2 separate regions of the Homo sapiens genome follow, and region 2 is linked to region 1. A link is a loop called in an ENCODE intact Hi-C map of the cell type or tissue named here. Cell type or tissue: GM12878. All regions are shown on one strand. Links, peaks and the distances in the headings refer to the core of each region. The heading gives the core; the rest is flanking DNA. Region 1 overlaps SNX8 (sorting nexin 8). Region 2 overlaps CHST12 (carbohydrate sulfotransferase 12).

Region 1 (2,907 bases), core at 202-2,701:
TAACCAAAAACCAGCCCTAAAACTATTGAAATAAAAATATTTTTTTAAAAGAAACACTAAAAAAACACAAAAAATGTTAAAGCACCTAGCATGGTGCCCAGGGCCCAAGCTTTTCTTTATTCTTATTTTTAGAGAGGATCTCGCTCTGTCGTGCAGGCTGGAGTACAGTAGTGCGATCACAGCTCGCACAGTGCGAGATCACCTCGAACTCCCAGGCTCTAGTGATCTTCCTGCCTCAGACTCCCGAGTAGCCGGGGCTACAGGCCTGCCCCATCATGTGCAGCTAACTTTTTATTTTTTTTGTAGAGGCAAAGTCTCACTATGGTGCCCAGGCTCTGAACTTTTCTTTTTCGTTTTATTTTTGGTTTGGGTTGTTTTGTTTTGTTTTTTGAGACGGAGTCTCATTCTGTCCCCCAGGCTGGAGTGCAGTGGTGCAATCTCGGCTCTCTGCAACCGCAGCCTCCCAGGTTCCAGCAATTCTCCTGCCTCAGCCTCCCGGGTAGCTGGGATTACAGGCATGCACCAGCACGCCCAGGTAATTTTTGTATTTTTAGTAGAGACGGGGTTTCACCATGTTGGCCAGGCTGGTCTCGAACTCCTAACCTCAGGTGATCCACCCGCCTCAGCCTCCCAAAGTGCTGGGATTACAGGCATGAGCCACCACACCCAACCTGGGTTTTGGTTTTGTTTTTGTTTTTTGTTTTTTGTTTTTGAGATGGAGTCTTGCTCTGTCCCCCAGCCTGGAGTGCAGTGGCACGATCTCAGCTCACTGCAACCTCCACCTCCCAGGTTCAAGAGATTCTCATACCTCAGCCTCCCGAGCAGCTGGGATTACAGGCACATGCTACCACGCCTAGCTAATTTTTTGGATTTTTGGTAGAGACAGGGTTTCGCCATGATGGCCAGGCTGGTCTCGAACTCCTGACCTCAAGTGATCCTCCCACCTCGGCCTCCTAAAGTGCTGGGATTACATGCGTGACCCACCATGCCTGGTCTGAGCTTTTCTTTTTTAATGGGCCTATACTCCTGATACCAAATTCCCAGATCAAACCACAGACAGAGCAAGCTGCTGACCAGGGTCAGGGCTCCCCAGAGAGCTAGGTTCCTCGATAGGACAACGGCATCTTGTTCTCATCAGGAACCAGACCACGCCTGAGGTTCCGTGGATGATTACAAACAGAGCACGGGCCATCCATCGCTGAGACCCAGGGAACTGCATATGAACCCCCCACGCACACCCACACACAAGCAGGACATGGGAGATGCAAGAGACCAGACCACAAAGGGGAAAAAAAAAATCACTGGTTCCACGTCACAAAACTGAAGTGTGGTGCTGGAAATACTCACCGCTCAGATGATTTCCTCTGACTCAAATCAGAGTCAAGGGACAAGCGGAGCCAGCCAAGGACATCAGAGCCATCCGTCCCACCAATCCCCCGGAACCCCCTTCTGAAAGGGCCCATTGGACTTCAGCTCATTCCTCAAAACACCTCTCGGGTCTCTCATTTCGGGAATGTTTATCTGAGGGGAGGCCCAGCGATTTGTTCCGGAGTTAAAAAGGAATACTATTTTAGCAAATTGGGGGAATCTTGGAATAACCTACCAAGTAGGAGTTTGGAGTTCCAAAAAGAGTCCTCGTCTCTGTTTAACTAAATGCCACCCATGCCTGGTTTCTTGCGTTTTCTTTTTTAACCCTCCTCCTGGCTGGTGGTTGGTTTGGTCTGAAAGTGACTCCGGTTTTTTTCTAGGGTCTCCTGACATGAAAGTGAAAAGATTCCAAAATATCTGACGGGGCTAAGTCTGTCTTGATCCTCATAGAGGCCAAATGGAGAAGAACCTTCATTGGCCACCAAATAAGGTCCCTCCAAGAAAATTCCAAGCAGTCAGCCAGCATAATGGGCCAAGTGAGATACAATTAAATCCATTTCAGCAAACCTTGATTGATCTATGGCAAGCACAGCAAGGAAGAAGGCGCACTTCCTTCTCCTGGCTGCCTTAAGGGTAGACAACAAGGAACGCAATTAATCAACCAGAAAATGTAACGCCTCAGAAGTCAGCAAGAACAAATTAGGAACTGTGAAAAATGTCACAGGAAGAGAAATATTTAGTCAGTTTTTCCCCCACGGCTAAATTTGCACTGAACACGAAGACCTAGTTTTCCATGCACAGAAGGCTGGACTCTCATCTGGTGTCTTACAGACCCCAAAACTCCAAGATTGGTTAACCAGGATGCTCAGATTATCTTAACGCGTTTAAGGGAACTCAGCCTGTGCCTCACAAAATTCAAGAAGTGATTTGTTTTTTCAGAGCTGACAATTCAAGGAGATTTTATGTTGAACTCAACTGGAAACAGACTGTCTACACCCAGTTGTCCAGAATGAACTAAATATTTTCAGTAGACACGTTGCAAAGCTTTCTCTCTTTTTTTTGGAGACAGAGTCTTGATCTGTTGTCACCTAGGCTGGAGTGCAGTGGCACGATCTTAGCTCACTGTAGCCTCAGTCTCTTGGGCTCAAGCGATCCTCCTGCCTCAGCCTCCCAAGTAACCGGAACTACAGACACGTACCACCATGCCTGGCTAATTTTTTCATTTTTTTGTAGAGAAAAGGTCTCGCTATGTAATGCCCAGGCTGGTCTTTTTTTCTTTTTTTTTTAAATTATTGAGACAGAGTTTCATTCTTGTCACCCAGGCTGGAGTGCAGTGGTGCAATCTTGGCTCCCTGCAACCTCCACCTCCTGGGTTCAAATGATTCTCCTGCCTCAGCCTCCCGAGTAGCTAGGATTATAGGCGCATGCCACCACGCCCAGCTAATTTTTGTATTTTTAGTAGAGACGGGGTTTCACCATGTTGGCCAGGCTGTTCTCGAACTCCTGACCTCAAATGATCTGTCTACCTTGGCCTCCCAA
Region 2 (2,907 bases), core at 148-2,647, 110 kb after region 1:
AGGTATCCTTCACTTTCATAGCCTCTTCACTTCTCAGCTTGGATATTAAAAGCTTGGGAAGGCTGGGTGTGGTGGCTCATGCCTGTAATCCCAGCAATTTAGGAGGTAGGTGAATCACTGAGGTCAGGAGTTCGAGACCAGCCTGGCCATCATGATGAAACCCCATCTCTACTAAAAATACAAAAATTAGCCAAGCATGGTGGTGGGTGCCTGTAATCCCATACTCAGGAGGCTGAGGCAGGAGAATTGCTTGAACCCAGGAGGCGGGGGTTGCTGTGAGCCCAGATCGTGCCACTGCACTCCAGCCTGGGCAATAGAATGAGACTCCGTCTCAAAAATAAAATTTAAAAAATTAAAAGTCTGGGCAGCAAACTTGGATAGTGAGAGAGGCTGAGTTTCAGATAAAGACTAGTGAGAGCTTGGGAGGGGAAGGATTTATTTGAAAGCATGTCTGCAGCTGTTGACCCCAGAATTTGGATAGTGAGAGTTCAGAGGCCAGGCGCTGTGGCTCACGCCTGTAATCCCAGCACTTTGGGTGGCCGAGGTGGACGGATCACTTGAGGCCAGGAGTTTGAGACCAGCCTGGCCAACATAGTGAAACCCTGGCTAATACAAAAATTAGCCAGGTATGGTGGCAGGTGCCTGTAATCCCAGCTGCCCAGGAGGCTGAGACAGGAGAATTGCTTGAACCTGGGAGGCGGAGGTAACGGTAAGTGGAGATCATGCCATTGCACTCCAGCCCGGGCAACAAGGGTGAGACTCCGTCTCAAAAAAAAAAAAAAAAAAAAAAAAAAAAGATCCTTGCGTACCCTCTCCAGGACATACTGTTGTGAAATCTCAGAACAAGAGGAGAAAGTAAAAACAAATCACAAATAGGTCATCACAGGTCAAGAGGCAGAAGGTTAGAACATGTGGAAAAAGGCAGAAGAACTAACTACAATTAAAATGAAAAGAAGCAGAAGGGCTTGGGCTTTTTCAAAGCAGCACTGGGTGGCAGGAGACGGGAGGGCCTTGCTTGAGAAATTCTGAAGGATGCATTTGCAGCCTGGAAGTCTACACTCAGGCAAGGGAGGGTAGGGTAAAGACAACTTCAGACTTGCTCCCAGATTTGTTCCTCATGCTTTAAGGAGGTGATTGGCAGATGTAGTCTCCCCAGATGAGGCAGTAAGTCTAGACTGAGAGAGACTGGCTGGTGGGAACAGGATTTCCCCCAGGTGAGAGGTGAGAAGAACCTGCTGAAGGGAAATCCCAGCCAGGTGCTGGTGTGAAGAGCAGACATGTCCTGACCCCAGCTGGTCAGAGGCTCCAAGAGGAGATTCTTTGGGAGAAGATGAAATTAGCAGGACACCTGACATGCTGCAGCATCTGGAGAGGAGTTGATACAGTTGGCAGAGTTGGGGCGGGATTAGTGATAAGTACTAAACAAAGCAAATGAAAACACAAGGCTGTTATTAGTTCCAGGGAAAATAAACCATCGTGCGGGAAACGAAAAATAATTATGGTGTACTACAAGGCGCAGCTGTGGATAGCCTCGCCGCAATGATAGTAATTTATGTAAACACTGACTGCTGCTCTAATTGAAATTATGATGCACCTGGGCAGAGAAGGTGTGGGGAGGAGAGCGCTGCATTTTCGCCTGTCGCCTTGGGAAGTCAGTCGCTAATGCCCCAAGCTGAACAACCAAGGTTCACTCTGAAGGCAGACATTAAAAGAATTAGCTAAAAAGAATTATGGAGCGGGTAGGGCGTGGTGGTTCGCACCTGTAATCCCAGCACTTCAGGAGGCCGAGGCAGGAGGATTGCTTGAGTCCAGGAGTTCAAGACCAGCCTGGGCAACATGGCGAAACCCTGTCTCTACTGAAAATACAAAAATTAGCCAGACATGGTGGCCTGTGTCTGTCTCAGCTCCTTGGGAGGCTGAGGTGGGAGGATCACTTCACTTGAGCCCAGGAGGTGGAGATTTTAGTGAGCTGAGATCGAGCCATCACACTCCACTCTAGCCTGGGTGACAGAGCAAGATCCTGTCTCAAAGAAAAAAAAAAAAAAAGAATCATGGAGAAGGGCGGAGGTGAGAAAGGGAAGCAGGGACAGAGACTGTTGAGTTTCTTAATAAACTTCACCTCACGGAATGATTTCACTCTTTCATGGATATGTATGTGTGGCATTGAATTGACCCAAATGGGAACAGTCTCAGATGGGCTTTCTGCTCTGATGGAATGGCGGCCCTCGCCTGCCTCTGTGCACAGGCCCTGTTAACAGGGAGGGTTTCCTTGCTCTGATTTCCTCTTGGTTATTGTCATTGTTCTCTGTATGCTGTCTCGTCGTTGTGGTCATTTATCAGAGATTCTGAGCACTTTTTTTTTTTTTCCTTTCAGGCAGAGTCTCACTCTGTCACTCAGGCTGGAGTGCAGTGATATGATCTCATTGCAGCCTCTGTTTCCTGAGTTCAAGCAATTATGATTACAGGCCTGAGCCGCCACGCCCGGCCGAGCGCTTTCTTTCGTCGTTTTCCAAGGGGGTTTTAAAACATACCGACCAGTAGAGAGAGCAGTATTATACATCATCCTTCACCTGTCCCCAAGTTTCAGAAATTAGGCAATCAGAGTTTGTCTGGTTTTTGTTAGAACATCACCTCTTTCTTGAGCAAGTACTGAGTGCCAGATGCTACTGTAAGCCTTGAGAATACCCGCTGTGAGGCAGGACGAGGACCTCCCTTTTAAGTCAGTGCAGGAAGACAGTGAGTGGATTAACTGGTGTATATGAGCTATTTGAGGCCAGGCATGGTGGCTCACGCCTGTAATCCTGACATTTTGGGAGGCTGAGGCAGGAGGATGGCTTGAGCCCAGCAGTTCAGGGATTCTGCGATTGCACCACTGCACTCCAGCCTGGGTGACACAGTGAGACACTA

The links. Peaks named below come from ENCODE experiments on the same cell type or tissue, not always from the same donor. Only the 100,000 strongest peaks of a DNase experiment are listed, where the experiment ranks them.
Region 2: a loop joins it to region 1, with 3 times the contacts of the local background. A loop is called at or near these places in 1 of 110 quality-filtered maps.

Annotation. Positions count from the first base shown.
Region 1 is chr7:2,297,998-2,300,904 of GRCh38, forward strand. All of the region lies in intron 1 of SNX8 (sorting nexin 8), which reads right to left. Among named protein-coding and RNA genes, the nearest start is that of SNX8, 15 kb to the right of the region's middle. In GM12878, for the core only: no CTCF peak of the experiment used is centred there; DNase peaks (open chromatin) are centred at 1,304, 2,060 and 2,284; H3K4me3 peaks cover 2,015 bases; H3K27ac peaks cover 2,344 bases.
Region 2 is chr7:2,407,595-2,410,501 of GRCh38, forward strand. All of the region lies in intron 1 of CHST12 (carbohydrate sulfotransferase 12), which reads left to right. Among named protein-coding and RNA genes, the nearest start is that of CHST12, 5.4 kb to the left of the region's middle. RefSeq lists enhancers at 1,141-1,200, 1,211-1,330. In GM12878, for the core only: a CTCF peak has its summit at 1,303 (motif pointing left); no DNase peak of the experiment used is centred there; H3K27ac peaks cover 116 bases.